Linked DNA regions of Mus musculus: all the other regions are linked to region 4. A link is a loop called in an ENCODE intact Hi-C map of the cell type or tissue named here. Cell type or tissue: left cerebral cortex. All regions are shown on one strand. Links, peaks and the distances in the headings refer to the core of each region. The heading gives the core; the rest is flanking DNA. Region 1 holds the start of Galm (galactose mutarotase). Region 2 overlaps Galm (galactose mutarotase). Region 3 overlaps Galm (galactose mutarotase). Region 4 holds the start of Hnrnpll (heterogeneous nuclear ribonucleoprotein L-like).

The links. Peaks named below come from ENCODE experiments on the same cell type or tissue, not always from the same donor. Only the 100,000 strongest peaks of a DNase experiment are listed, where the experiment ranks them.
Region 1: it touches region 4 in a loop (2.8-fold over the local background); 15 of 42 quality-filtered maps call a loop at or near these places.
Region 2: a loop joins it to region 4, with 4 times the contacts of the local background. A loop is called at or near these places in 15 of 42 quality-filtered maps.
Region 3: a loop joins it to region 4, with 5 times the contacts of the local background. A loop is called at or near these places in 3 of 42 quality-filtered maps.

The regions. Positions count from the first base shown.
Region 1 is chr17:80,121,949-80,129,918 of GRCm38, reverse strand. Galm (galactose mutarotase) reads right to left here and starts at 2,448. Exons shown (of 7, transcript NM_176963.4): 1 at 2,014-2,448. The coding sequence starts at 2,203. In left cerebral cortex, for the core only: no CTCF peak of the experiment used is centred there; DNase peaks (open chromatin) are centred at 2,499, 2,917, 3,178 and 3,550; H3K4me3 peaks cover 1,063 bases; H3K27ac peaks cover 1,639 bases.
Region 2 is chr17:80,163,992-80,171,961 of GRCm38, reverse strand. The region is part of intron 4 of Galm (galactose mutarotase); the gene reads right to left. Among named protein-coding and RNA genes, the nearest start is that of Gm51284, 27 kb to the left of the region's middle. In left cerebral cortex, for the core only: a CTCF peak has its summit at 6,032; DNase peaks (open chromatin) are centred at 3,348, 3,839, 5,464 and 5,990; H3K4me3 peaks cover 774 bases; H3K27ac peaks cover 3,398 bases.
Region 3 is chr17:80,144,249-80,152,218 of GRCm38, reverse strand. It overlaps Galm (galactose mutarotase), which reads right to left. Exons shown (of 7, transcript NM_176963.4): 3 at 7,033-7,239; 4 at 2,049-2,130. Among named protein-coding and RNA genes, the nearest start is that of Galm, 21 kb to the right of the region's middle. In left cerebral cortex, for the core only: a CTCF peak has its summit at 4,039; a DNase peak (open chromatin) is centred at 3,942; H3K4me3 peaks cover 711 bases; H3K27ac peaks cover 860 bases.
Region 4 is chr17:80,058,723-80,066,469 of GRCm38, reverse strand. It overlaps Hnrnpll (heterogeneous nuclear ribonucleoprotein L-like), which reads left to right and starts at 4,202. Exons shown (of 13, transcript NM_144802.4): 1 at 4,202-4,813. The coding sequence starts at 4,478. It overlaps 4933407O12Rik, which reads right to left and starts at 4,248. Exons shown (of 2, transcript XM_006525248.3): 1 at 3,898-4,248; 2 at 3,008-3,797. The coding sequence starts at 4,230. The coding sequence ends at 3,672. In left cerebral cortex, for the core only: CTCF peaks have their summits at 4,862 and 7,112 (motif pointing right); DNase peaks (open chromatin) are centred at 5,237, 5,468, 6,073, 6,586 and 2 more places; H3K4me3 peaks cover 4,531 bases; H3K27ac peaks cover 2,881 bases.

The DNA of each region.
Region 1 (7,970 bases), core at 1,263-6,262, 65 kb before region 4:
GCTCAACAAGAGACCGGCTGGGGCGCTAGTAAAGGCCTAAGAGTTGGCGCCTTTTGTCTAGAGTTTTTGTGAATAGGATAATCTGTTCACTAAGCCTCCAACAGGCACCCGGACGACAATGAATAGCTTCACAATTATTACTTCCGTGCCTGTAAGGAAAACTGGTGCTACCTGGGTGGGATGTCACCTCAGCTCACATTTCATAATGACTTCAAAGACATCTTGAGATTTTAGCTCAGGTCTCCCGGACTCTTACCTCCAAACTGAAAGTGGCCTGGAGTGAGGGTGGTTGGTATGTCTCTGGTCGCTGTAGGGTGGTGGGTTGTGCCCCTCTGCATGCCCAGTGAGGCAGAGACAGATGAAAAGAGCAGGTTCCCACCTGCTACCTCTAATCTCTTCCTGGTTCTGGAGTTCTAGGCCTCATATCAGATTCCCCCTCCACTCCACTGTAAATAATCTCTTGGCGATTTTATTTCAGCCCACAAAGGGGCTATTTTCCTAGCATAGAGGAGTGACTCTGTAGTTTCTAAAACTTTCTCCATCACCTGTCTGAATATAGAATGAGGAGCCAAGTCTCCACACCTTCCCACCAGCCTGTCTCTTATAACAAACAGCCTTCTCAATTAAGTTACCAAAGAAATTCTGCTGGGGGAAAAATAATAATCTTCAGGGCTGTGGAGGCTCCAGGACAACAAAGACATAAAGACAGCCAGCCAAGAAGAGAACATAAAACTCAGCAATCCTCTTATAATGCGTTTTGACAAGATGGGGGGGGGGCACATTAATTGCCTAAGGGACAAGTAAAAAAAAAAAAGTAAATAAGACAGGGTTTTCCTGTTGATCCCAAATGAAGAGCCAGGTTAAACATATGAAGAACCAGTTAGGTAGAAAAGGAACCACAAGGAAAACCTCAAATCCCCTTTTGTGGTACAAAGTTTGTTTACACCCATTACTGAGCAGAGCGAATTCATTCTCTTTCCATTTGCCCATTTTACTTCAGGGTTTGTTTTCTGTCTGGTTACGTGCAATGCTAAGGAATGGCAAGATATAATTTTTTCTCCTGCTGCAAATCAAACCGCAATCCAATGATTTAATTATGTAACTATTGAGCTAAAGTCTGAGCTCCGCGCCCCGCCCTCCCCCCCCCTCCGTAAACTGCAAGTTGAAAATGACCTTTGTCTATCTTGTTGAGTCCACTGCATTAACAGAGCTGTAAATGCATAAATTAAGATAAAACCTATGCGTGGATCAAGATGAAACGGCTGGCTCTTGCTCCAGGACAGCTTAGGCAGAACGAGGCCCTGTCCATTTAAAACAAAACAAAACAAAACAAAACAAAAAAACCCCACAAACACAAACAAAACAGACAAACAAAAACAAAAAGACATGCTGCGAATTGCGCAGCTGATCCTGATGACTATGTCCACGTCTTAGGAGGCCTTATTTCTACCCCTTTCATTGAGAACATGTTTCTGAGCAGATGAAGGACATTGTGCCCTACCTACATTGACCACAACAGCCAAGCAATCTGATGGGTTTACATCAGTCCTAAATTCTAAAGCATTTCTGCTCAAGGAGCCCTCAGAGAAGATTTGACAAGAGAAAGAAGGGAGATAGTAGCAGGCGCCCGTCCGTCTTTGATTTTCATTCCTCAGAAAACCACAAGCGAGGAATACATGCAAACCGCCCTGTGCCCCACAGTTCTAAGCTCATTCCAGGGAGTTGGTCTTTCTCAGCTGACTTCCTCGTGAACAGTGACAAAGTCTGACTAAGGGGGGCCAAGTCCTACAGCTATTTGGATTAGATCCGGTTTTTTTTTCCAACCTCAAAATCCTGTTAAGTGGCTTACATGAGCCCGTTCACGCGCTTCCAAGTAAGACTGCTCCAAGCTTGGGGACCTCAGTCAGGTCCCGTGAGTGACTGGAAGAACCCAGTGTACACAGGATCAGGAGTGTGTGCGGGCCTGTTTGACAGGCCAAACCGTTTAGCAGTCCTGGGCAGGACGCGACCCACCTTCCAATTCCGCAAAGCCAAGCACCACGTCTGAGGCTTTCCCCTGCCTGTCTTTGACCTGCAGAGCAGTGATCGTGCAGCCCCATGAGATGATGTCCACACTCAGCTGGTCTGACCGAAGCTGGAATTTCTCCACTGTCCCTCCCCCCGAGGGCAGCTCTCCAAACACGGTTCTGGTCACCGAAACCATTGGGAAAGTTCAGGGTGTGCAGCTTCTCCTTGCTGTTCAAACTCTAGCCTGGATCACGTTTGGAAAGATAAAGTTCCCGGGAGAAGGGGAGGAACTCAGACTAACTCCTCCCCTTTATTGCCTGGATTTAAACAGTTGACCACTCCTGGGGTCGGGGAAAATGCTCCGATGCCTTTTTAAAATTTTTCCTTTATCCGAGGTAACTGAGAAGCAAACTTTCCAGTTGAGTTTGCTGGTCTTTTCCTTCTCTAACCCTGACTGCAGTGCATGTCGGGAATAGTAGTCTTTAAGAAAATTGCAATTGCATCTTGGGGCATGTAGTTTAAAACGAACCAACTTTATTTTGCGCAGGTGCGCGCGCGTAAGGCATCTTTAGGGGGTCAAAAAAAGTCTCTCTCTCTCCTCTCCTCTTCTCTCTCTCTCTCTCTCTCTCTCTCTCTCTCTCTCTCTCTCTCTCTCTCTCTCTCTCTCTCTCTCTCTCTCTCTCTCTCTCTCCTCTCTCTCTCTCTCTCTCTCTCTCTCTCTCTCTCTCTCTCTCTCTCTTTCTCTCCTTTCCTCCTTTCTGAAAAGGTTCTCTCTTGTCCCTAATGGGCTCTGAAGAAACACATCTGGTGGGCAGGCTTGGAGGCCCGCTCCTTTACCTACTTTTCATCATCTCTTGGGCCATTCTGGTGTGGATTATCTGGGACTAGATTTAAAGAAACTGAAGGTTTGATGGCTAAGTCTGACGTTTCTCCTTTGTTGGCCTAGGATTAGGAAAGTGTTATTAGGATCCTCAGTAAGATCATGAGATTAAAATACCTCAGTCTTTCATTGCTTAATCTACAGCTCTAGATGGATTCTGGCTCTAGGAAGAAGAGGTCTGGGAGCCTAAAGACGTGTATAACTCAGTCTATCTGTATTTCTGGTCTTGATTTAGACACGGTGAGGGTGGAAACGCATCTGTGGTTAGAAAAACAGGAGAACTGAGCTCATGTTCCTGTAATCAAATGCCAATAAACAACTGTCTCACTCGTTTCTGACTGTGAAATATGAAGGAATCTTAAGCATTCATGCTACAAAGCCTCAATTATCCCTCTCGAAATTCGGGAAACTCTGATAGGAAAGAAAAAGAGCTTGCAGCAGGCTTTATTAAAGTACAATATCTAATATCAAAAAGACCCAAACAAGTCAAATTACAGACTGTGCGTCCCCTCACACAATAACCCAAAGGCACTCTTGTACACTGCTCATCACACACTCTTACAGACTCTGCAAGTCTCCTCAGCCCACTTACCGTGTGTGCCTGACTTATACACAGGCCCTTTCAACAACACTGTGCTAGCAACGATGCCTGAGAACCCTCTTCTGTGAGTGGGAAGACCACAGTTTTTATTTCTCAGCCTCCAGTTCTCAGTGTTCTGCCAAGCTCATGCTGCCAAGGGAAGAAAGACACCTTGGGTGGCTAGCACCAAGTGTAACCAGAGACGTTCCTATTGCTTAACTTGGCGCATGAAGTGTACCATATTTCCCTAAGATGTACAGGGTACGGGTCTTGATTTTCTTTCCCTGTGGCTTTGAAGTATTTAGAATGGTAAACAAGACTACCTTGTGTGAGCTGCAAACCTTGCTCCTTTTTTAACCAAACAGTCCATTTTCTTAACCTCACATCATTATTCTACATGCAGAGCCTTAATCGACAGCAGTGTTCATGATCACTGTCTGCAAGGAGGTCAACATCAAAGCAGCAATGGAGGAATGAACCATTGTTAAATACTACCAGCTATTTAATTTTGCTTTTTGGATAAATCCTGGGGGTTAAGTTAAATAGTACAGACTGTGGTGATATTTTTGTAAGAAGAGTTACTTAGCTTCTTTCTCAACCAGAGCAGAGGTGTGTAATACAACCAATTCAAACTCATCCCCAACTAGTTTACAAATAAATTAAGAAGGCTGGGCTGATTCCATGACAGGCTTCAGATTGGCAGTTCAGGACTATGCCTAAGAGCTGGGAAAGTCCAGGCAAGCCCAAGCAAGTCAGTTACCAGAAAACCAAACCAAACCAACCAACCAACCAACCAAACAAACAAACAAAAACCAGGCTTCAGACAGCTAGTTAGAAACTGCCGAGCTATCAGAAGCTGCCCAAGCCACATGGCCCGAGGCAAGGAAAATGGGTCAGCAGCAGTTTCCAGACCCCGTGCCCCATTAATGGTTCTGGAATGTCCCGAGAGATGGACTCAACAGATTAAGATAGAGGTCACTTCCCCTGGAATTCCTCTAAGGTGCAATAGCTCAAGCCTGCAAGCTCACTTCACGGTGTCTCTATTGTGGTAAATCTCCAACCCCAATAAGCCCAAGCAAAAACATAACTCAGTTACAAAATGTATAAGCTGCATGCCTAAATTGGGCAGATTACCACTACACTACTCTATTCCCCAGCTGAGATTCCCTTGCCACTTGTGGCTTCTCTGTGCCATGTGGTTCTGCTCCATCTTCCTTCCACATCCTCTTGCTCTGTCTTCTTCCTCCCTCATCCCTGCTCTTCTCCAACTCTCTAAAACCTCTAGCCCCACCTTTCCCTTCCAGGGACCAATCACAGGCTGTAGCCTTTACTTGACTAGTTAAAACAGGGAGAATGTTCACATGAAATTACCTGAGTATATGATCTCCTCCTCTTAGGGGCAGCCCCTCTTGAGGAAGCAGAGTTAACATTAGAATACAAATAGTACCAGGGCATCCCACAACACTCTATCTTGGTAATGGGAGCCCCCAGCACACTGGACTTAACTTCTGCAGAATAAAACACTTTGTGTTTTATATACTATTATATATAACACTAGTGTTATTTAACAAACACTATTTTTTTTTTTTTTGGTTCTTTTTCGAGACAGGGTTTCTCTGTATAGCCCTGGCTGTCCTCGAACTCAGAAATCCGCCTGCCTCTGCCTCCCGAGTGCTGGGATTAAAGGCGTGCGCCACCACGCCCGGCCTAACAAACACTATTATATATTGTGTTTATGTACTATTTGAGTTGGGATATCATTCTTCAACAAATCAAGGATCCTTACAAAATGAAACTCAGACTGTGGTTATTTTATTTGGTTTTGACAATTTCTGGGGAAAGAGGGGTTTAACCCCTAATCTACTCTTCTAACTGCTGGCCTGGCTACCTCCCCAGCGGTGTACCCCAGGCTGTTTCTCCTGGCCATGTGTTCACGGTCCACCTCCTCTAATGGTGGCTTCCTCTGTCTTCCTTGTTCTTCCTCCTCCAGCCTCACTACCGCTAACTCCTCCAATAATTGCCTGTAGCCAATTTTATTTAACCAATAGTTTAAAATCAAGGAACAAAGTTTGCACAACAAAAGCTTATAAACAGGAGAAGTCACTGGCAGGCCTAGACCTTCAGGTATAGAATTTAGCATTACAATGCATAGCAACAGACCAAACCTTAGCAAAGGTGCCAGGCTGAACAGTTAAAGAATAAGGCTTGAGTCCGGCAGTGGTGGCGCATGCCTTTAATCCCAGCACTTGGGAGGCAGAGGCAGGTGGATTTCTGAGTTCGAGGCCAGCCTGGTCTACAGAGTGAGTTCCAGGACAGCCAGGACTACACAGAGAAACCCTGTCTTGAAAAACAAAAAACAAAAAACAAAACAAAACAAAACAAAAAAAACAAAGAATAAGGCTTGCTCCTTTTCAGTGGGGGCATAGTCCTCTAAACAAGCCAGAGGCCTGAGGATATGTGAGCTCATGGACCCTGGGTTCTTCATGATACAAAAACTTCAGGATGTACTGCACCCAGGACCTCAGCTCCAGAACTCACAAAGGTGACTCTGAAGCCTTAAGCTATTGACAGGCAGCTGCAATAGGAAACTCTTAGTCTATCTGGAAAGACACCGGAGGCGGTACTCTTCCACCAGGTTGATCTGTTCCCTGTTTTCTCTCTCTCCTTCTCTTTCTTCCCCTCCTCCTCCCCCTCCCTCCCCCCACAAAGTCCAGGCTCCTGCGCTGTTTATTGTTGGCACGCCTCCTGTCACACAGGACTCATTCATTACAAGACTCAATTTTATTATCTTAATTTTTGGAGCACTTCATACATAAGTATTAGATTTATGTTATTCCCGCCCCTTCAACTTCCCCTAACCCTTCCCATGTCCCTCACTCTCTCACAAATTCATGGCTTCAGCTTTTAAAATTATTAGTCACATATATACATTATATGTACGTAACCTACCGAGTCTAGTTACTGTTGTTTGTGTGGACATGTATTTAGGGCTGATCACTTGGGACTGGGTCATTTATTAGGGATGCTCTCCCTGCAGAAGCTGATTCTCCTCCTTTAGCACCCATTGATTGGTTGCCTGTAGCTCTTCATCTAGGGATGAGGCTGTTAGCATTCTGTCTAAGCTCCACCCCACTGTTACCTGGCAATAGCCAGGTATGCTCTGCCCCACAGTTACCTGGCAACAGTCAGGTAGGCCGATCCACTATAAAAGGGGCTGCTTGCCCCTCCTCTCTCTTGCCTCTTGCTCTCTTGCTTCTCTCTTGCCCTCTTGGACTTTTCCCTTCCTGCCTCCCTTCCCCATTCCCTTCCCCCTCTCTCCACAAAGAATGGTACCCCGACCTCTACTTCTCTTCTCTTCTCTTCTCTTCTCTTCTCTTCTCTTCTCTTCTCTTCTCTTCTCTTCTCTTCTCTTCTCTTCTCTTCTCTTCTCCTCTCCTCTCCTCTCCTCTCCTCTCCTCTCCTCTCCTCTTCTCTCTCTCTCTCTCTCTCCCCCCCTCTGCTACCCTCTAAACTCCCCTCTCCATGCCCTGAGTAAACTCTATTCTATACTATACCATGGTGTGGCTGGCCCCTCAGGGAGAAGGGATGCCTTGGCATGGCCCGTTGAGACATCCCTTCCCCCATACCTCACACCCCCCATAGAAAGTATCCCCTTATATCTCTTTATCTTTTTATAGACACATCAGAGGCCTTCTAAAATAGTTCTCATCCACATTAACATGTCAACTGGTGCTATCATTATGCAGGTCTAACTTAGGCAGTCATTTGTCAAGATTTCATGGGTGTCACATGTAGAAGAAACTGTCTTGCAACAGATACCAGACTCGATATTTTCACACACACCACACACCATACACACACACACACACACACACACACACACACACTCTAAAAAAAAAAACAAAAACAAAAAAACCCAATCCCCCCAAAACTCGAATTTGTTATATTTAGGTTCAGAGGAAAACTACCTATATCTAAAACCCAGGAATACTGGGGAGACTCCACCAAGTCCACAAGAGGTAGAGTTCTTTGTGGTTCAAGTCAACCTAATTTCATCAACCATTTTGGATTGTTCCTGGGGAAAGCAAGACGAAAGGCACAAGAAGGTTATTCAGAAAGATGACTAAATTTGAACATGTATGCATGCCATTAACTTATCAAGTATTGATGAGTATGTCCCAAGAAATGTGCTAAATGATAGTTACACATTAACAAATTAAGACATGGTCTTTGCTTTCAAGGAACTTACTATTCAACACAATATAATCCTCTTCTACCTTCTAAAAGACTCCTGTAAAAATTTCATTATCTACCAGTGCCCAATGAAGCAATGTACTGAGACTGGCTTCAAGGTTTGTGGATGTTTGAATCTTGGAAGTGGTGACTAAGGAAGAGTGTGTCAAAGACCAGCTTTGATATCCAGGGTAAACTAAGGTGGGGCTTACAGTCTTGATTGACTTCCTGAATGCTCCTTGGGGTGCCAATGAGAATTTCTTTTCCGGG
Region 2 (7,970 bases), core at 1,062-6,061, 110 kb before region 4:
CCATCATCAGAAACAGGTTTTGAGCCAGGCATGGTGGCGCACGCCTTTAATCCCAGCACTCGGGAGGCAGAGGCAGACGGATTTCTGAGTTCGAGGCCAGCCTGGTCTACAGAGTGAGTTCCAGGACAGCCAGGGCTACACAGAGAAACCCTGTCTTGAAAAAACAAACAAACAAAAAAAAAGATTTTGAAAAAATGAAAGTTACAGACACAAGAAACAAGGAGGTAGATGGTAACTTGCTTCTTATGAACTCTTGATCAAAAATGGGCCACAATGAAATAGTTGTATGCTTTCTCTGTGTGTGTGTGTTTAATAGCATTGTGCTGTACATATATGCTGTGGCATGCATGCATCCCCTGCCCGCCCTAGCACAGACTTCAATTTCCCCATTTATAAGATAGCGCTAATACGGGCATCTACTTGGCACACACTTAGCTTGTTTTGTTTGTTACATACATGTGTGCACACATATGCGCTGAGAGAAGACTGTCAGAGCATGACCAGTTTCATTTTAGAATAGGATATTTCTGTTCTGTTTTTCACTTTTCAGTCTTCATTATTTAATCATTTAGAATAATGGGTTTTAAACTGTGTGTCGAGTCATGAATTCTCTTAGGAATACTGGAGGAGTTACAGAGTTTCTCTCCAGTACAGTGCATGTGCACACACAGAAGTTCCCCGAGAACGTCCTAAGCCCAGGTACACCTCCCTTGTTTAAGATCCCTGACCTGCAGGCTACAGAAGACAGACTTCCTATCCAACGAAGTATCACAGAGCATGCTGCCCTCCCCTTATTGGATGCCAAAACTCACAGGTGGAACGCTGCAGTTACATTGCCAGGCACTGGTCAGGGAGCCAGTCAGGAGTATACTGGCTGATTTCCTCTTAACAGCAATTCAGCAAAGAGTCCAGATACCATACCAGGGCCTCCTGCAACATTATAACCCCTCCCTTTTCTATCAGCGCGTACAACAAACACACAAAGGCGGAGATGCTTCAGTCAGTGTGAGCAAATCAACAGTTTTCAGAAATAGCAGGGCAGTGAAGAATTGAAGAAAGCAGGACTCGTTCCTAATGACAACTCCCAAAATAGGGCCAAGTGGGGCTGCAGAGACTAGGTGCGTACCCCTGGATTTCGGTGGGTATCAGAAGTCATCATCACTGAGAGTGTTAACCCCAGTTCCCTGGAGCATCCTGCTTCCCATCCGGCAGGCAGACTCCACAGAAGGAGTGGTCAGGACTGAACCATTGTTTTTTTAGAAAATAATTGTCAAAAAGATTTTTATTCTATAAGTGTTTTCCTTGCACCCATATGTGTGCACCACATGTGTGCCTGGTGCCAATGGAGGTCAAAGGGCAGTCAGATCCCCTGGAACTGGGGTTACAGATGGTTGTAAGCCATCATGTAGGTCCTGGAAGCCACACCTGGGTCTTCTACAAAGGCAACAAGTGCTTTCAACCATTGAGCCATCTCACCACCCACTCACTTTAAAAACTTTTTGAGGTAATAAGTCAGTATGTAGCACAGGCTGTCTTCAACTCCAATTTATCAACTTCCTGCCTCAGATTTGACAGGTGGTGGTGGTGATGGCACTTGTCTTTAACTCAGGAGGCAGAGGCAAGAGGATCTCTGAATTCCAGGCCGAGGTTATACAGAGAACCCCTGTCTGGAAAAAAAAAAAAAGAAAGTATATATTTTTATATCCACCTCAGGCCTGCAATTTTATTTTTGAAACAGTCTAATAATTGAATTTTATTTTTCTGTGTACAGGTATCTCTTGCCTGTCTGTTTGTCTGTGTACCACGTGTGTGCCTCCTGAGTTCTCAGCTTCCTCAAATGAAGCACCCGGTGATACTTATTTGAAAGGGTTGTTCAGGGGTTAGGAAGCACTCAGCTGGTAGACTAGTCATCTAGCCTGGGGTATATGAGACAGCTTCAAAATAAGTAAGCAAAGAAAACAACAGCCAGGATGTGGTATAGCGTATCTGTGATACCAGCGTGCCAGGCATATACATATTTAACCTCACACTCGGGGATGGGGGGTCGGGGTAGAGACAGGCAGATCTCTTCAAGTTTGGGGCCAGCCTGGTTTTGTTTTTTAAGACAGAGTCTCCCTGTGTGGCTCTGGCTGTCCTGGAACTTGCTCTGTAGACCAGGTTAGCCTTAGACTCAGATCTATTTGCTTCTGCCTCCTGATTAAAGTCCTTTGCCACCGTCACCCTGCATAGGCCAGCTTGGTTTAAGTAGCATGTTCAAGGCCAGTTGGAACTATACAATAAGACTCTCTCCAGAACCAAATTTAAATAAATATTAAAAAAAGAAAAAAAAGCCAGGCGGTAGTGGTGTAAACACTTACTCCCAGCTACACTTACTCGGGAGGCAGAGGTGGATCTCTTGAGTTCAAGGCCATCCTGGTCCACAGATTGAGTTCCAGGACAGCCAGGGCTAAAACAGAGAAACCCTGTCTTGAGAAACCAAAAGGAAGAAAAATGAAAAGCCTTTTCAATACTTTGACCCGGTGGACAATGAGCAAGGTGATATCCTTCCCCAGGGACACCCAGCTGCTGCTGAGCTCTGGGATCCAGATGTGATGCCTTCCAGCTGTGACACCCCAGGATTACTGGGGTGTGAGACAAAAGCAGCGAAGCTGGGTGTCGACTTGCGGAATACTCTGTGATATTGGGTTATTTTTTTCTTCTTTCTTTTAAAACTTTTAATTTTGAGACAGCGTCTCATATCGCCCAGGCTGCCCTTGAGCTTGTACAGCTGAGAAGGCTGACCTTTTCTAAGCCTGCCTCTACCACCTGTGCTGAGGTCATGGGTGTGGCCACCACGATTGGTTTTATGCAGTACCGAGGATGGCCCAGAGACCTCATTCATGCTCTGTGGCATTCAACCAACTGAGCTTCATCCCCACCCATTTGTGTCTTAATAGAACTTTCAGCTAGCCTGATTTAAGGAAACCGCTGGCTGAAAGCCATTAGCTGAAGACTGACTTGAGGAACACACGTTTAGTGATGGAGCCCACGAATGGCGTGCTAGAGGGAGGAGGGAGAACACAGGGAGCTACTGTCCACTGGAGACCATAGAGGAGCTGGGGAGAGCAACAGAAGGGGAGAAATGGTGCCAAAATGAGAAAGCAACATACGCTCCTGCAGGCTAGCTGGAGCTTTGTTGATAGCTGCTTGGAAGGAGACTCAAGGACCACCAGCAGCAGCAGAACATGCCTCACCTACGGGCTTGTGAGAATCACGGACCCAGTAGCTCAATCAGAGAATGCGGAGGCAGAATCTGTATTTAACGACCTCCCCAGTGATTGGTATGCACAGACCTGAGCACTGAGGCGCTGCTACACAACGGGAAAAAAAAAGATAGAGGGAAGAAAAGCTGGCAACAGGAAGCACTCCCGAGCAGAATTCTGGTCTCCATGGGGACGGCCCAGCTGTGCTTACAGCCCAGCTGCTCCAATTACGTCTGTCTCTTTAGCTAGTCAGGTTGGGAATAGCCAGAAAGATTTGCATGAGGAGGCCTGCAGTAATGGGGCTCCTGGGCACAGGTATTCGTCTGATATCTAATTAAGCCATCTTGGTTAAGTCATCTCCTGAATGGCAGTTATTATTTTAGGAAGCGACATAAAGAGGATGATAATGAAAGGTGACACCCTGGGTGGGAATTCTTACTTCATTCCAGCAGCCAACAAGGAAAAGCACCTTGGGACTTTCCTGTAGAGGTAGCATTTTGGAAACATTTCACAGACCCCTCGGTCTCAGCACTCCTCTGCACTTTTCCTCTGCTGTCTGGTTGTGTTGATGATGTCATTCCGATACCATGTGGGTGGGTCCCGCTCTCCCCAATCTCTTTCTCACTCCACTGAGGGCTTTCTGATTTTTTTGACTCTGACTCAAAGGAAGGAGGGTGTCGCTTCCAGATATGACGTGACATCCACAGCAGGAAGAGCTGAGCTGAGCCGCAGGTCACTTTCAGATGAGAGGGCAATTCTTCATGGTTAACCCACATAAGGCATTTCCTGACAGTGTTTTTCCATCTTAGATGGCCATCAGCACTGAACACAGGGATTTGCCATTAGTTAAGAAGTTCACTCTGCCGTGGCTCTCTGCCCAGCTGTGGCCTTCATGCCTTCTGGCTGTACCGCAGGTGTGAGGTTCCAGATAGGTCTGATCTTCTCCAGAGACCGCCAGGTCCCTGGTGTCACCGTATTTTCTTACTATGTATCCTACCATCCTTCACATCCTTTGATACTTATGAAAGACCCATTGTCTACAGCCTAAGCTACTGGCTTAGTGACCTTTCTTGACCTGTCTAACACTCTGACCTCCTGCCCTTGGATCTGACAGAAACCCTAACTGTGGGCCAATCCACGTTCTTTGTCCAGACTTCTGAAAGAACCAGGAGAAAATTCACAGACTGAGGCTATTCACATTCATCATTTGGATTCCCCAAGTTCTCCCACAACCATTTCAGTTCTCAAGTCAGTTTCCCTCTCCCTTAAAACCTTTCTACCTTGAGTGGTACCCAACCTCTCCGTGACACCCTCTCCCCTCTTCCCTGCCTCTTCCCTTTCTCATAAGCTGTTGAGGATAGACAGACCCCACCCCCAGCCCCCAGGCCTCAAGGATTCTGTGTTCAAGTTACCTTAGCTGATAACAGCTCACAGGCCCACACTCTCTGACACAAACTGGCTTCTGCCCTGATCACGCTATCAGGTGGGGTTAGCTGGGACAGATTCTCCTCTGCTCTCTGCCTGGCCATCTTCCCACCACCGTCCAGCCCATCTTGGTTTTTTGAGACAGGGTCTCTCACTGATCTGCAGTTTGCAGATTTGTCTAGGCTGGCTGACCAGAGAGCTCCAGGGAGCCCACTGTCTCTACCTCCTAAGTGTGGGGTCTATAGGCATGTTCTACTAACACCCAGTTTGTATGTGGGTTCTGGGGCTGGAACTCAGGTCAATAAGCATTCAATTGAACTAACTCTCCAGCCCCAGCCACCTGATTTTACCTCCTAAATATAAAATCCCCTTCTTCTAGCTGACCCCTGCCTTAGGTCCCCCTTAATTCTCACTTGGATATTAAGTAGCTTTCAACTGGTCTCTGTCTCCAGTCAAGCCCCACTCTTACAATATTGTGAGACGGTATTTCTAAGCTGACAATGGTGTGAAGTCGGTCTCCTGGATTCAAACACTCCAAAGACCTCCATGAGGTCTAATGTGCAAGCAGAACCCTGTTCTCTGGTGCTGACCCTGGAAGAGCATGAGCCAGCAAGTGAACAGCTTAAAATTTCCACTCTACGGGGCTGGAAAGACAGCTCAGCCGTTAAGAGCGTTGACTGCTCTTCCAGAGGATCCTGGTTTAATTCCCAATACCCACATGGCGGTAATTCTAGTGCATCTGTCTGTAATATCTAGTTCCAAGAGCTCTGACACCTCCACACAGACAAACATGCAGGCAAAACATCAGTGCAATAAAATAAAAATAAATTATATATTTAAAAAACTTGTCACTCGAGTCCTTGCCTTGTCTGACTTAAAAAGTCCATCCTACTTCAGTGTTCCACGCTTTGGCTTCTTCACTCTCTTTATTTGTAGATTCTGAGACACTAAAAAACTTCTCAAAAATAGCCTCCCCCCGTGCTCAGTTAACACTGGAAGTATTAACGTCTACCACACCTCGAGCCCCCATTAGATTCTTCTACTCCCTGGGAGCTCCTCCAGGGCTCCGTTCTCTAAGAACGGCCCAGTCTTAGGTAGTATGGAAGGCAGTGGGCACCATATGAACCTGAGGTTGCTCTGTAAACTAAGCCCAGCCTCTGCTGCAATGATTCATCCTCTTTGGAATAAAGGACTCTGAGGAGCTCTGCCCACCCTTGTCAGACCTGTAGGAGGGGAAGGCACGAGTGTTAAATCAGAACTCTGTGGGTAGTGATCAGAGCTCTAGCAAATAGCTTCCATCATGACAAATTCACATGACGTGAGCCTGCAGTTCTCACAGGAAGCACACGGAGCCTGGCCGAGTGCTTTCCTCTGCGCTATCTTCCTGCCAAGTTTCCAGCAGGCTGGCTTATGTTCGCCAGTCTTGAAGCAGTGGGTGATGTGTTTCTGGCAGGGAACACAGGGAGCTTTGGGAGGTATTTTGGAGGCTCACAAAGCTGTTCTTGGATCATTCTGTGGAAAGGTCCTCAGAAATGTGTCCCCTTGGGAAGCACCACTGCCATCAGGAAAGGTCCCTGGGTCCTCTGTGACCTTTTCGCGTACTGTTTAGACCTGGCCTAGAACAAGCAGCTTTACTGCCACTGCTTGCTTTGTTTGTTTGGTTGTTTGGCTGGTTGTGCGTGTGTATGTGTGCGATATACATTGAGTATATGAGTGTAGACACATGCATGCCACAGTGAGCATGTGGAATTCAGAGGAAAAATGTCAAGAGTCAGGTCTCTCCTTCCACCATGTAGACTCCAGGGCTCGAACTCAGGCTATCTGGCTTGGTGACAAATGCCTACACCCATCTTGCTAGGCTTTTTCCTATCATCTATCTATCTATCTATCTATCTATCTATCTATCTATCTATCTATCTATCATTATCTATCATCTCCCTATCTAGATACAGGCTATTGCTATTATGCATCCGGAGCTGCCCTGAATTTGCTATGTATCAAACTTTCAGTAATCCTCCTGCCTCAGTTTCCAGAGTGCTGGGGTTACAGATGTGTACCACCATGCCTGGCTTTAATTTCATTTGTGCTTTATTTTTATGTGTCTGCATGCATGTCTGCGGGTCAGATACGTGCTCTGCCTGCATGTATGTCTGACCATCATATCTGTGCAGTGCCTGCAGAGGACAGAAAGGGGCAACAGATTCCCTGAAACTAGAATTACAGACAGTCGTGAGCTACTACTCGGGTGCTGGGAATGGAACCTGGGTCCTCTGGAAGAGCAGCCAGTGCTCTTACCCATCAAGCCATCTCCTCAGCCTTGCCTGTCCTTCTGTGGCTGTAGCCTCTCTTGATTGAGGACACAGCCTGTGCTACACAGTGTTGCATGGTCCCAGTGTAGGCAGAACTTAACCAGATGGTTTCACATTGCTCCTCTAGGTCTGACATAGTACCTGGCACACAGTAGGTAACTGTTATTATCACCTGGAGATGGAAACTGGACAAAGAAGTAATGGGAGCTGGAGGGCCTGTCTCCAGATTTGCAGGGCTGACACGTGGTTTCTACCTGCAGAGTGGACCATGTGCTTGCCAGCCCTATCCTATGTCTGAGTGCCCAAGCCTGAATCCTGACGTGAGCTGATGGACCAGTGAAGGCCACGCATTTCATCAAGCAGAAACAGCAGCCACTCTATTTGGAGCCATTCACTGCTATTGTTTCTCTGGTGGAATTTGGGGGACACTGATTTTCTTGGTGTGCCACTGCCCTCCTTTAGCTCACCTGCTAGCTGGAATCTAGAAGTACAGCCATGATGAACTGGGCAAGGTGAAATTCCTGCACAGGAAAACATGATTGCCCTTCCCAGAAGGCTGTCTTCTACCCAGGAAGGCAGCCATAGACTGCCATTACCGTAAGGTGGGGGTTTGGTGGGGGTGGGTGGGGAAGATAAGAAGTCTCAGTGCAGACCCAGAGGGCATGACCGGTTCACACAGGATCTGCCACGGGCTCTCAGGAGCTTCTGGATCCCTAACATTCTGTCATAAGATTTCCAGACACAAGGTCACGAGTCCAGAACATTTTGGCTAACATCCCACGTGGTCTTTCAGAGTTTTGGAAATGGGCCAGGATGTTAGAGTTCAGCTCTTCAGATTTTCCAGACCTGGTTGTCAAGGACCAGAGTTCTCTTGGCTGACTCGAAGGCATGGCTGCATTAACAGACCATTTAAGACAGCGGCAAGGAGCCGCCATAGTGGCACACACTTTTAATCCTAGCACTCAGGAGGAAGAGGCAGGAGGATCTCTGTGAG
Region 3 (7,970 bases), core at 1,079-6,078, 87 kb before region 4:
CAATGTATGGCTGGGGGGTGAGGGTGGGGACTTCAGAGAAAAAGCTCAGAGTGTCAGAGAAGCCATGGTCAGGCGTTGACCAGTCTAGTGGGGCAGGGGAGAGAAGGAAAATGAAAAGTTATGTTTTTCAGAGTTCAGAAAATGAAAGGTGTGGAATCCACAGGCGACACGGGAGTTCTGAAAGCATCTTCCCCAGGTAAGTTTCGGTTTGTTTGTTGTTGTTGAGAAGGAGCCTCACTAGGAAGCCCGGCTGGCCTGTAACACAGAGATCTCCCGGCCTCTACCTTCTGAGTGCAGAGATCAAATGTGTGTGCCCATGTACAGCCTCCAGTTAATTTTACAGCCACTGTCTTTATGAAATTCCCATCCCTATCGAGTTCCTGCTGCTAACACTGCTCAGTATGTCGGCCCCTATACTTACCTTCTTTCCTTGTAAATTCTTTAAACTTTATTACTGTGTATGTATGTGCATGTTTGATACACGTATGGGTGGACATGAACCATGGCCTGTGTGTGAAGGTCCGAGGACTACTTTGTGAAATCAGATCTTTCCTCCCATGTCTACGTGGGTTCCGGAGACCAAACTCAGGGCTTGCAACAGTCTGCACCTTTACCTACTAAGCCATCTCACGGGCCCCTCCCCTTCCTACAGTGGGCTGAATGACAATGGCCCCATAGGCTCAGAGCTTTGAAGGCTTGATCCCCAGTCAGTGGAACTTGTTGGGCAAGATTAGGAGGTATTGTTGGAGGCAGTGTGTCACTGGGGGTAGGCTTTGAGGTTCCAAAAGCCCACACTGCCCCCTCCCTTTCCCCTCCCTTTCCCTCCCTATCTCTGTCCCCCCTTCTTCCTCCCCTCCCTCCTTCCCTCTCTCCTTCCTTCCTTTCTTCCTTCCCTCTCTTCCCCCTTCCCTCCTTCCCTCTCTCCTTCCTTCCTTTCTTCCTTCCCTCTTTTCCCCTTCCCTCCTTCCCTCTCTCCTTCCTTCCTTTCTTCCTTCCCTCTCTTCCCCCTTCCCTCCTTCCCTCTCTCCTTCCTTCCTTTCTTCCTTCCCTCTCTTCCCCCTTCCCTCCTTCCCTCTCTCCTTCCTTCCTTTCTTCCTTCCCTCTTTTCCCCTTCCCTCCTTCCCTCTCTCCTTCCTTCCTTTCTTCCTTCCCTCTCTTCCCCCTTCCCTCCTTCCCTCTCTCCTTCCTTCCTTTCTTCCTTCCCTCTTTTCCCCTTCCCTCCTTCCCTCTCTCCTTCCTTCCTTTCTTCCTTCCCTCTCTTCCCCTTCCTTCCTTCCCTCTCTCCTTCCTTCCTTTCTTCCTTCCCTCTTTTCCCCTTCCCTCCTTCCCTCTCTCCTTCCTTTCTTCCTTCCCTCTCTTCCCCTTCCCTCCTTCCCTCTCTCCTTCCTTCCTTTCTTCCTCCCGGCTCCCTGCCTTGCTCCAAGTGGATGAGAGGTAAACTCTCACTATGACTGCAGCACCATGGCTGTCTGCTGCTACTCCGTCCATCATGGTGGTCATGGGCTCACTCTCTGAAACCATAAGCAAACCCCCAATTCAATGTTTTCTTTGATAGGTTGCCTTGGTCATGGTGTCTCCTCACGGCAATAGAACAGTAACTAAGACACTCATCCTGCCCAATACCCTTGTAAAGACTTTAAATTTGCAAGAGTAAACACAAAGCCACTGTTAGAGAACACACACACACACACACACACACACACACACACACACACACTCTTTCCTAGCGTAAGACCCGATATCCAGTAAAGTGAAGCCATTTCTCATATGATTTTTTTCACTTTGAATTTTTGAATTTACAGCAATGAGGGTAAAAACGAATGTATCTGTATTACACCTTTCATCAACCCCCCTCTTACCATTAACTTCTTGTATAAACGCGGTACAAATATCGAGAAGACTGACATTAGCATGCTAGTTAACTAAACTACCACTTTTACTAGGACTTCACCTAGCAAAGGCAAACATGGGAACAGAGCACACAGTAACAACCTTTCTGAAGCTGGGAACCATGGTTCTGCACAACAGAATAGTTTAAACCCACTGACCTGTTGGAATCAGAGTTTCATCCACGGGCAAATATGCATCTGCTGCAATGGTGACTTCATGGTCATATATATTTGGGGAGCCCTGGATAGGAAAAGAGAAAAAGAAGATGGGCTACTTGGGTCTTTTTTGGGGCCGGGGTGACGATTGAGAAAGGGTCTCTCTAAGTAGTCCTGATGTTTTGGAACTCACTATGCAGACCAGGCTGGCCTCAAACTAACAGAGATCCACCCAACCCTGCCTTCTGAGTGCTGGGATTAAAAATATGTACCACAGCCGGGCAGTGGTGGCACACACCTTTAATCCCAGCACTTGGGAGGCAGAGGCAGGAGGATTTCTGAGTTTGAGGCCAACCTGGTCTACAGAGTGAGTTCTAGGACAGCCAGGACTACACAGAGAAACCCTGTCTTGATAAAACAAACAAACAAACAAACAAAAATTGTGTACCACGCCCGGCTACTGGGTTTTATTTTACATATTCACTTTATATCTTCTGCAAAAATGTCTTCAAGCATTGACAGCTGACCAATGGCTATGATTAATAAGATCACTTAAGAGTAGGTAGAGAGAATCTCTATATAGCTATTGACAACTGTAGAGTGGTGGAGGTGGCTCAGTGGGTAAAGGAACTCATTGCCAAGCCTGTCCTGAGGACCCACAGGGTAGAAGGAGAGAATAGACTCCAGTAAGCTGTCCTCAGACCTCCATACGTGGTCCTCAGCAAGCATGTGTGTATCTATATGTACATGTACATAAATACAATTTTCAACACAAAAAAGTGACCTTAGCATGCGACTCTCTCACATACAAGATAAAAAGAAGGGGGGGGGGGTGGAGGGTACACAAGTCTTGCATAGCCAGGGACTGCTTCAAGTTCAGAGAAAGCCATCTGTCACTCTTCCCTGGCCTAGCTCCTATCCACAGGACGACATACTCCCTGTCATGCAACAGGGAGTCAGAACTGCAGTCCCTGCTTCTGGGAGTTTATTCTTTGGGGCGGAACCAACTGGTCTAGGAAGCCCGGGTCAGTGGTCAGAAGGCCCAGGGTTGACTCAGTTCTGGCTCTTGATGGGTGTCCCTAGGGAAATCACAAAGTCTCTGGAAACTTACTTGCTTTGGGAGACACTTTTCCCCGGGGCCCTTCTGAGGTACGGGTTATTAAGGTGATGTGCTGTTTGTAAATTGGAAAATCCTTTTATAATATGCAAACATACGAGCAATTTTATTTTTCAGTATCTTAGGGCCACACAGTGGAAAATAGGGAAGAGAAGGCAAGTGTGGGCTTCCGCCTTTATGATTGCTCAGAAATCAGGGAAACCAAGGGTTTTGCCCTAGAGAGGGTCATCTGCAACGCCTGGAAACAGCGCTGCTTGCTGTCTTCTAAACTGGAAGAGACCAAGGAGGCTGTCAAACATCCTACCAGCACAGAACCCCCGCTACCACCAAGAATCATCACCCCCCCAAAATGTTAGCACCAATTGTGTAAAACCCTTAGTGAAGTTCAGCAGATCCCGAAAGACAAAGGCTGCACAATCAAATGAGTCACTCTGAGAAGAGAGGCCAGAGTTCAGAGACTCGGGAGACTGTGTCTAACGCAGCAGAAATGGGTTTCATTATAAGGCTGGAGGCCGCTGAGTTAGCGTGGGTGACTGGGTATGAAGCCTTAAAGGCACTAGATCAGGAGCAACAGTCTTTCCACAGAGCTGAGAGTCCCAAAACACAGAGCCAAGCTCACTGCCTCTTCCACCACCTCTGAACACGAGTCTGGAGAGACGCAGCCCTGCTAACCTCACTCAGCAAGGGAAGCCGGGTGGAGACGCCCACTCTCTGGACTCCCAGCCTGGCTCCCAGCCCAGCCTGTGTCCAGCTCTTTACTCTCTTCTTCCGGGAGCACGCCTCTCGGCTGCCACTCCATCAAAAGAGATAACATCCCTACTTATAACCAGAGCACGGTTTTGGTTTCTATGGCTACGGACTGATTTCTTCCGTTCTGGAACTTCACAGGAATGGCACCCCTCAGTGGGCATTCTTCGGTGGCTTCCTCCTACTTCACAACGCAATGCTCTTGAGTGTGCCCAAGTTCGCCAGATCAGTGGCTTGGTCCTATAGCACTGCCTGACTTTACACACTTCTCCCGCGGATGAACATGTGCCTTATCCCCACTTGCTTTCACGACTGGCAAAGCTGCTACAGAATTTCCTTGACTGGCTTTTTCTTTCTTTCATTAAGCACGAAGGCAGGAAGAAAACCAACATAAAAACCATACAGCAAATAAATGGATGTGTCCGAGATGAAGGGCAAGGAGAGGCAATTGTATCGGGAGCCTGTTCTCTGAACAGCCCAGACAGTTCTTCACTAAAGAGAAGGAAACGCATTTCTTCTGTGTCTTCTGGTTTGGAAAATGCAGTGGTCTAGACTGGTGGAAGATTACTATCAGAATCAGTTCCTTCCCAGGCTGATGAAAACTTGTCACGAAACACTGGTTCCCACACAGACCTTGAAACTGATCTCTGAATTCATTTTTTTTTTCCTGGTAATTTCCTTTGACTGTTGCTTGTTGTCATTATACCATTTGCACGCTTAGTCCATTATGACTAGCGTGGTCCTTAAAGACCTTTGGATATAGCGATATGACTACTGCCTAATTCATCTCCTAACAACGCTTGCAGGAGGGAACAGACAAGAGATTTCTACCGGAGAGACACAGCAACTCCTCTCCATTGTCTCCCTTTCTCCCGGAAGAAACTAGACTTGCTGACCAATGTAGGCTAGTTAATATACTCAGATAAGAGGAGCCCTCGCAGTTGGGTTAGGTAGGGCATGGGCCACACTTTTGGCTGATGAGCGGAGCAAATCCTGTGGGGATGCTGCTGGACAATGTTCTGTTGTTCTTAGGAAAGGAATAGTACGGATGCGCAAGGGAAGAAGTCCTGTTTTATCTGTGGAGATGTGTATACAAGGATGAGACTTCTGGGGCTACGCAGCCATTCTGTGACTACAAGAGAGCAAGTCTGAGAACAAAAAGCCTAAACAGCAAGGAAGGGGCGGTGCTCTAGATGAGAATGGCCCACATAGACACATAGCCTTGAATGCTTGGGTCCGAGTTCGGAGAACTGTTTGGGAAGGATAAGGAGCTGCAGCCTTGTTGGAGGAGGTGTTACTACAGGAGGTGGGCTTTGAGGTTTCCAAAGTCATAACTGTTCCCAGTTGGTTCTTGCCTTCTGCTTTCTGCTGGTGGACCCGGGCCATGTCTACATGGCTGCTGCCATGCTCCCAGTCACGATGGCCATGGACTCACCTTCTGAAACTGTGCCCCAACCCCCAACAGACTCTTTCTTCTACAAGTTGCCTTGGCCATGGTATCTTTCCAGAGTAATAAAAAGTAACTAAGACAAAAGGAAAAAGGATAGATGGAAGAAACTGGGTCCTTGACGGCAGGCACATCTACGGAGTCACACCGGGACCACGCTGCTTGCTTTCCATCTCAAACCCTCCCTGATGTGTTTTCATGACTCTTTAGGCAAAGTCTCAATAGAAAACATGTTCCCTGAGTTTTGCAATAGGCATAGGCTGGGACAGAAAGAGAAAAGCAAAAGCCACCTGCAGCCTTCATGACTTTTCCATTCTCTGAGAAACAGGATTTCCCCACCCCCACCTGAGGTCCCCAACAGAAATAATAAATAGAAAATTCTATTCATTAAATCTAGAAGATGGGGATGGAGGCTCACACCTGTAACCCAAACATCTGAGAAACTGAGGCAGGAGGATGGCTGTGAGTCCCAGACCAGCCTGGACTTGCATTTAGAAGACCTGAGCTTTTAGATTACAAGACATGGTCTCAGTTTCAAAATAGTAGCTAAACTTTGTTGGCAGCACTTTATGAAGTTGTGGGTAAAAATATTGAAACCATCCTAGTAGCAGGACCCTGAACAACATCTATGAAATGAAACCCTCCTGGAAAACAAAAACAAACAAACAAAAACAACAACCAAGAACTGGTTGATGAAAATCAAAGATGAAAAAGAGTCGTATTTGTTATTCTGAAATTTGGAGATTCTGTAAGAACCAGTTACCTGCTATTTTAGGAAACTTCCAGCAGCAAAAACCAATAAAGGGTGAAAATGGAAGCCATTGCCAGCTGGTCATGACCACCAGCTCGCAGGAAATAGTGCCAGTGTGATTGAAGTGATCAGATAAGCTGATTTCCTGAGATGAGGAGGAAGTCATAGAGATAGAATCTGCAGTTTGGCTCCACATCTTATTGAACCATGGGACAGCCTCTTTAACAGGCTAAACAATTAGGAGGTCATGATTCAGCTTGCAGGGGGTTGCTAACTGAGGGAAGAGACTATCAAGTGGTTCTACACAACTCTCCGATAATCATTCAGGGTCCTGCTACTAGGATGGTTTCAATATTTTTACCCACAACTTTATAAAGTGCCACCGACAAAGTTAGCTACTATTTTGAAACTGAGACTGTGTCTCATCATCTAAAAGCCAGGTCTTCTAAATGCAAGCCCAATGCCCTTGTCACTGAATCTACCACACAGGACAAGACTGACAACCAGAAGTCCTGGGAGAGGCTGCAGGATGCACAGCCGGCACACACACACTACCTCTGGCATTTTTAGAGGGGCTGAGGCAAACAAGCTCATTTCTAATGCCAAGATGGGAGGAATTCCAGAGGAAGCAGAAGAACAAGGAGAGCAAATGTCAACAAGATGAAAGGGAATTCGTGAAAACACTAGTCACTTGTCAGCGTCGGAGACAGCTGCCTCACTCTCTTGGCAGGATGACATTTCACTCCCTCATCCTCTAAGACGAGGGAGTTTTACTGAACATCTATTTAAAGCCAGATACTACGCTGGGCCCTCTTGATCACCAAGAGCATAAGTTCATCTCCAAGATGGGCTGGTCTCTCCAGCCACACCCCTTGGTCATCGTTCTAGCACTCTGGTTACAGTAGGAGAGAATAAGTTCACTTACCTGGCCTGCTAGGTTGAAATAAGAATGGTTGGTCAGATTAACTGGAGTGGTCTGGCTGGCCTGTGCTCTGTAGTTGATTACAAGCTCCCCACCATCCAGGGTATATGTCACCCAGACTTTCAGCTCTCCAGGGTAGCCTTCCTCACCATCTGGACTGACTCGAAAGAACTGGACGCCATTGGTCAACACCTGAGGGGTCCAGAGGACCTAGGAAGAAATGTTTGGAGATGCTTAGTCACTGAAGTTCCCATTGAAATGCCACATTTCAATATTTAAAGAGCAGAGTCTGGAAAGGGGGTTGGTTATAAAGAAATAAAGTCTCCTGAATAACAGCCCAGAGCTGAACTCATCTAAAACTGTTTCATACACAAAGAGAAGGCTTTTGAGAGAAAACACTTTCCTCTTTATCTTCTTGAATTTCCTATATCTTCTTCTCCTAACTTTAAATTTATGTGTCTATGTTTTCTTTTGTTTTGTTTTTCCTTTGATTTGTTTTTTCTTTCTTTCTGGTTTTTTGTTTGTTTGTTTGTTTGTTTGTTTGTTTTTTGGGATACAGGGCTTCTCTCTGTAGCCATGGCTGTCCTGGAACTCACTCTTTAGACCAGGCTGGCCTTGAACTCTGAGATCCACCTGTCTATACCTCCAGAATGCTGGGATTAGAGGCGAAAACCACCACCACCTGGCTTTCAGGTATATTTTAATCCTAGAGTTTCAGTCTGACAAATATAAGACATCAAAACCTACTTATAATATTTAAAGATAACCTTGGGGCTGGGAATGTAGCTCCATAGGTAGAGCGCTTGCCCAGCATGCATACGGCCCTGTGTTTAATTTCTAGAACCACACAAATCCATGGTAATGCCTGGCTGTACCCTCAATGCATGGAAGGCCAAGGCAAGAGGATCAAGAGTCCAGGGTATTGCTCAGCTCTTCAGGAG
Region 4 (7,747 bases), core at 2,748-7,747:
TCACACTAGACTTCTTGGACTAGGGCAGGTCTGGGGAAACATAAAGTCCTTCATAGCACATCCCCAAATGTTGCTTACACTTTTAAATCTCATTGCTACCTATGTGAACAATAAAGACATTCTAGGTGATAAGGATGCTAGAAAGCTAGGAGGTTGTTCTTGCATTCTCACTTGGTTTGTATGCATTCTGTGACAGGGACTCTGTGTTTGTAGTAGCGAAGGGTTGGCCTCAAACATGAGATCATGCCTCAGTCTCCCAAATGAGGGCATTACAATTAAATTTGGACAATTTGACCCCAATTTTTAAACCTTACAATCAAGTACATACCTGAGTGATACAAGCATGTGTGTGTGTATATTTATATAATTATTCACATGCAATAATGATCACCACTTATATGCCATTCCATGTGCTAACTACTGAAAGGGTCATGTTGTTAAATTCTGTCACAAACTCTTTATCAGAGGCATTATTATGTCTCTGTCCATTCTGTAATTAAGCAGTTTCAGACAAGCATAAGACAAAACAAAAATCCTGCTCTAGAGGTGCAGTTAAGAACATGGTTCTTAGCTAGGCAGTGGTGGCCTACGCCTTTAATTCCAGCACTTAGGAGGCAGAGGCAGGCTGATCTCTCTGGGTTCAAGGCCAGCCTGGTTTACATAATGAGTTCTAGGATAGCCAAGGCTACACAGAGAAACTTTATCTCAAAAACAAAAACAAAAACAAGAAAAAGAAAACACACACAAAAATGAACCTGGCTCTCTCTCTAGGACTGGAACCCAAGGAGTCAGATTCCAGAGCCAGGGCTACTTATTAATGAAAATGATTTAATGACTGTGATGTTACTACAATGAACATGTAGACCTAATTTATAGTTGCTTATCTTGATAGTAATTCATTCTCTAATTTATACCAACAGTATAATTCTGGGAAGTGTGAATAGATTATAGATTAACCATTTTAATTTGTATATGGAAATTTAATTCACCCCCAACAGTAAATTGCAGCTATAGAATTTACTATAATTTTTAAAGGTAACTTCTATTTAGCATGAGAACTGCATTTTAATTTGGCTTTAAGGGCTTTGAAAATTGAAAATGTTTTAACAAGTATTTAGAAAATTTACATAAATCCCAATAAACCTACGTGAATATAATTTGTTAAATTCACCTTTTGTATGCAAATCCAAAACAGCCAGGCATGGTAGTTAACAGGCAAAGCAAGGAAGATTGTGTGTTTGAGGACAGCACAGTATATTTAAGTAGTCAAACTCTCTAAAACAATAAACTCTATCTTATTTTGTTTGAGACAGGGTCTTTCTACATAGCTCTGGCTGTCCTGGAATTTAGACCAGGTTGGCCTTGAATTCAAGGAGATCTGCCTGCCACTGGCTCCTGAGTGCTAGGATTAAGGCATGCACAACCATCTTAAAGAAAAACAATCAAAACATTTAATTTCCCAATTCTACATTGCCATCTTTAATTAAAAAAAAAAAAAAATGTAGTCTGGGCACTCAAGCCCAGGGCCCACCACATGCCAGTGGCTTCATTTCCAGCTCTCCACGATTTGAAATAAAAATATGTTGGGAACTATACACTTCACCAGAAGAAAATTTCTCTGGCAAACAAGCTATAATTAATTTATCCTTCTTTCCTGGTCTTTGATACTGAAACTACTATAAAATGGGCAAAGAGAGGACTAGTACTGCTTGCTTTAATCCCAGGACTAGGGAGGCAGGGACTGAACTACAAAGTTACAGGCCAGTTAAGGCTCCTACAAAATAAATACCTACATATTCACATACATACATAAATAAGGACAGAAAGGCTAAAGATAACTAGGCTTTTAAACTTATTTTTTAGATGTATTCATTTATTTTATCTGTGTTTTGCCTGGATGTATGTCTGTGTACAACATGGATGCGTGGTGTGTTGGCCTTCCTGCTCAGATAGACCAGGAACCACACAGCTCTGAGGGGAGAAGGCAGCCCAGTGAAAGGGCATCCCTAGAAACAGGAGCTCAGGAACCACACAGCTGAGAGGAAGTCAGCAGAGGCAGTGCAGCTCTTAGAGAAGCATCTCCCGTGCTGACCTGAGGGGCTCAGGAGTCCCAGCCAGCCACACTCTGCTTCTTTGCATCCTTCCCTTGTTCTCTTGTTTCTTGCCCTCTTCCGATGAAAGAGTCATAGCAGGAAGCACATCTCATAAAAGACATTTATTGGAAGGTCGAATCCAGGGGGAGGAGAGAGGAGTCCAGAGGTGGCTGCCCTCTTTGCTCCTGGGGAGAGGACAGCCGGGGATTGGACAAAAGGCAGGCACATAGAGGATTTCTTAGGAGGGTGGAGACTTCCAGAGTCAGGATTGGTAGGATTTCAAGTCTTGATCTTAGGGAGTTCAGGGATTGGCTGGTTTTCCTGCTCAGTGATTGGTGCTTTTTCCCCCCACCCACTTTGTTTTAACTGATGCCACCATTTTGACAGGTGCGGCCATCTTGACAGTCCCTGCAGAACACTGCTCAGTGACATGGTGACTATGAAGGTGTCAGAAGGGAGAGCATCGGATCCCTAGGAAGAGCACCGGGAAGCTCCTATGCTTCCCTGAGGGCTGCACCGCCTCTGCTGAGCCACCTCTCCAGCCCTAAACCTACGCCTTTTAGATCTTAGCTTTTAAAACTTTTGTACCTGAACTTTCTTGCACAGAAACTTTTGCACTGTCAATTTGTATGGAGCATCTGACTCAGACAAAAACTTTTGGGCAAAACTGGTGCAGTGTTTTTCTGACTGCGGATGCAGTTGCTCTCGCTCAGGACGTTTCCTTATCTGTCCCCAGCTCTGCAATTCCTTCTTTGATATTTCTTCGGTACACGTCAGTCTTATCTTAATTTTAAAGACATATTTCTAATTTTCAGTTCTGCAAGCGGCCTCTCTCTCTCTCTCACACACAGTGGTACAGTTTGCAGAAACGCTTAGATTCCTTAGGATTCTAAAATGACAAGCGACGCAAAGTATAAAGGAGAAAGCAACATATGTTAAAAGAACGATCACACATCTTTCTGGGGGAAGAAATGCCTTTGGGGGAAAAAAAACAGGCTAGAGGAGGGAACAACCCACAACTGGGAAAGGAAGAGGTTCAAAACAAGTGCGCAGAACGAATCTTAGTTTTCCAAGGCTTAAAGTAACAGGGCACTTAGGGCGCGGTGGGTTTCTTGCTAGCTAGACACCATAATTTCAACCCAGTAAGTTGGTCACTGAAATCCATTCGGGGGTGGATTGGGTTGGGGTGAACTGTACTGGAACTAGATTATAAAAATGAACACAGTACCTGCCCTTAAGCACGTCCAGTTTTGTTTTGTTTTAAAACAACACCTTTAGTTATTCAAAGGCCTTTTGCAAATAGAAACAGCTAAAAACCTTAAAACAGTCTTTAGGCTTCACAGAGGAAGTGAGTTGTGGGCTGGAAACGAACAGGATTGTGAGAGTTTCCTATTTTGGAAAATGAAGACGATCATTCAGAACAGTGAGAATAGGGGTTTTAGAGGAAGGTTGAGAATATGTAACTGCAGCAGGGACTTGGATAGGTATGTCTGCAGCAATAGGTCCGGTTTGCAGGTCACCTATGCCCTGCGCAGACCTGTGTGCATCATCTCGCTGGCTCGCCACAGTCAGTAACAGCTAACGGTTGTTCTGTTTAGTTAGTGGCGCAGAGTCCACGCGCTTTCGGGGGCTGTGTGTGGTTAGGTGCGCGGAGATTCTCCAGGTTTCCCTCATCTTTTTAAAGATTCTCCAGGTCTCCCTCATCTTTTTAAAATGAAGAAGAAAAGCATTCAAATTAGCGGGAAGGCGGTTAACACCCACAGCCCCGACTCTGCCGAACGCATCGCCGGCTCCTCACATTCACCCGGTATCTCAGCGGCGGCCAGGGCCTAACAGCGCTAACCGCCACGGGGCTGCAACCGCTGCGGAACCGCGCGCAGCGGGCGTTGCACGGTCCCGACCGGAGCCCAGCGAGAGTCCAGGCTGGGATTCTGACGAGCAGTTCTTCCAGCCAATTGGAAGCCAGATCGACTTTCGCTCTTCCAATAGGAGGCGGAAGTTCGGCAAGGGGGCGGAAACTCTCGGGCCCTGGATCCCATCCCGCCCGGCGGCAGTCAAGGCGGGGTGGAGGCTCCGCCTGAGCGGCGGGGAGCGGATCAGGGAGGAGGGAAGACCGGAAGCCACGGCCCGGCCCCATCCTTACTTTCGCGTCCCCCCCGGGGCTGGGAGCCGCGAAGCTGGCGGAGGGAGAGGCTGGAGGCTGGCTGAGAGATAAAGGGAAGCGTCCCCTCAGCCCGCGCTCCCTTCTCAGTCACGGGCTCCTGGAGCGCGCCGCGGAGGACGCCGGGCCAGCTCAGACCCGCGCCGAGGAGGCGCAGCCCGCGGCGGGGACCGATCAGCGACATCTGAGGCCCGTCTCCCGCGCCGTCTCCACCGCCGCCGCCATGTCCTCCTCCTCCTCCTCCTCCCCCAAGGAGGAGACGTACGAGGAGGACCGGGAGTTCGAGAGCCAGGCCAAGCGCCTCAAGACCGAGGAGGGAGAGATCGTCTACTCGGCCGAGGAGAGCGAGAATCGCCAGGAAGCGACGCCTCAGGCGGGGAGCGATAGCGACAGCGGCGGCGGCGACGGAGGCGACGGAGACGGAGGCAGCGGCGGCGGCGGCGACGGCGAGGAAGGCGAAGGTGGAGAAGAAGGCGACGAAGGCGACGGCGATGAGGGAGGGAGCGGCGGCGACGAAGGTGGCAGCGGCGGTGGCCCTCGGAGCATGCCCCTGTCCACGGTAACAAAGCGCGGCGCCGCGCCGCGTCCCTCCAGCAGGGCCCGGCGGCGGGGGTTCGGCCTGGCCGCCTTTGCCGCTGCGTGCACGCCGAGCGCGTAGCTGGCGACTCGGACTGATTCTTTCCTTTATTGCCCACGATCCCCGAATCCCGAATGCCGGCTTTGGGTGGGCTTGGGGTGCCGGGCCTCCCGGAGTCCGGGCCCTGAACTTGGGGAGGGTAGCGGGGTGGGGGCGGCGGGGGCGGGCGGGTGTCGCTTCCGCTCCGGGAGGCTGCGCCGCGCGCCCTCGGCGGGATCCGCTCTTTGTTAGTTGAGCAACTCCGGCTCCGAGGCTGTGCTGGGGACCCGGCCTCCCCGACCCGCATCATCCTCACGCTGGGCAACCATAACGGGAAGGCTCTCGTGGCCTCGTCTCCGTGGGAACCGCGATGCAATGACAAATTGCGCCCTCGTGCTCTCCCCGTAGTTTAGCCCTCGCTAGTTTAATATCTTTCTATAGAAAAGGCTTTGTGGGCATGGGGTTCATTCAGGCCAGGCAATGGCCAAGATAAGTTTTCTTGTTACAGAAATGAGTGGGCCGGTGATCTAAGTGTGTGTGTGTGTGTCTGTCCCTGCTGTCAAATAAAAGGCGTTCAGATGACGAGAGTTCTTCATTCATAATGTACTTCAAGTTTGTCCCCCACAGAAGGAAATGAATGCAGAGCTGTGGGAATTCAGTCACACATTCCTCGAGTCCTCCTTTATCAGAAACGTTTAGCTGGAGGCTGGAGGAATGTGGACAGCGCAACCCACAACTTCAGTTCCATGGAGACTTTAAGGAAACAAACCAATCCGAACGGTTTTGACTCTTTTGGGGGCCTTTAAACGGTCTTGACGACTTAAGATATTATTTAAACACTTAATACATTTGAGATCAAATCTTAGCAGAAGTTGACGAAGTTATGCACACCTTCCAAAAATTAAGGTGTTCCAACCCTTTTTAATCAGAAGCCGCTTATCTTTCTAAAGTTCGAATTTTTGTTGGTCTAGCTTAAATAAAAAAAAAGTTACATGTATGGGTTCATAACAAGTACCCATGGCAGCCTAGTAAGGTTTTAGTGTTCCTTAGAGGTAGAGTTACAGGTAGTTTCATTGCGACTCACCAGATTCGAGTGCTGGGAGTCAAGCTCTTGGGCTGTCTTTGCAAGAGCACTGTGTGCTTTTTGGATGAGCTCTTTCTTCAGCTCCTGTTTGAGTAATAATAATAAAAAATTACATTCATTTGTGTTGTGTGCTTTGGAGCATGCAGGCGAGTGTGGAGGTCAAAGGACACAGCTACTTCCATCCTGTGAGTCCTGGCAGACATTCACCACCTGAGCCACCTCACTGGCCCAGTGGGAATTTTTATGTAAAAATTCGGATAATTAGAAAAGTAAAATGTGATGGATAAATTTGACCATATCTTTTTTTTAAAGGAGTCTTTTTTTCTTGTTGTCACTTTACGGACACAGCTGGTTCTTGGCCTTCTGGTCAAGGTCAGCATTGGTTCCTTGCAGTTATTTGGATTTTTCTGTCAAGCTTTTTGAGATCCTCAGAATATAACTTGGAAGTATGAATATAGGAGATGATTTTCTTAGAGATTCTTAAGATCATAATCAAATATTGTAAGATTTAGAAATAGGAATGTTACAAAAGATGTTTTGCCAAAGGCCTTGGTTCTTTTGCCAAAAGCCTTGGTTGTTTGTGCAACACTATAAAATGACTCTTAAGTGTCTTGGAAAGATTCTTAAAGCAGTTGGCAGGAGAGATGGATGGCTCAGTGGGGAAGAGTGCTTGCTAACGCCTGAAAACCTACAGTTTCAGTTGCCAGAGCCCACATGGTAGACATTGTCCTCTGACTTGTATATGAACTACTTGGTGTGCTCACACACACACACACACACACATTTATATATATATAAATATATATATATATATGTGTGTGTGTGTGTGTGTATGTGTGTGTTCACACACACACAAATTTTGTTTCAAAAATAGTTAACATTATTTTTGAATGCTAGTGAGTAACGTAAGTCAAGCAGTGGAAGTGGCTGGCATTGGACATGGTTGGTCAGGAGTCTAGTCTTAGCATACAGTTTTTGTGACCTCGAGAAAGATTTCTTAGTCTGTAAAATATGAACGTTGGACTGTACGTGCTTTCCTTACGTGAAGCTGAAGTTAACTAATTCATGCAGCTTTTAAAAAAAATTTTATTTATTTTATGTATGTTAGTACACTAGCTATCTTCAGACACACCAGAAGAGGGTGTCAGATCTCATTACAGATGGTTGTGAGCCACCTGTAATGGACATTTAAAAGCTGCATTAGAGCTGGAGAGATGGCTCAGTGGCTAAGAGCACTTACTGCTCTTCCACAGGTCCTGAGTTCAATTCCCAGCAACCACATGGTGGCTCACAACCATCTGTAATGAGATCTGACGTTTCTTTTGGTGTGTCTGAAGATAGCTAGTGTACTCACATACAAAAAAATAAATAAAATCTTTTTTTAAAAAAAGCTGCATTAATTAGTTCTGAGCCATCTCTTGAACCCCCCCCTTTTCAAAATTTTTTCCTTGAAATTTTCAGTACCATTTTGAAATCATTGCAGCTATGAAACATTGTATATAATTAAGGTATAGAGTCTAGTACTTCATCATGTTGAAATACAGTTTTCATTTAATTGAAGAGTTTAGCTCAACGTAAGTGGTCCTTAGCCTATAGAAGAAATAAGTACATCTGTAGTCAAACTGTTAGAATAAATGCAGATTAGGTACAGTAATGAACTATCTTTTTAACTCTAATTGGAAATTTGTGAAGTGAAAAGTAAGATTTAAAGGATTCATACTCTTGACTTTTCTTGATTTAATAACTAAGTTTAAAGAAGAGCCTGAGTAAGTGGTAGCAGTAGTCTCAAGTGT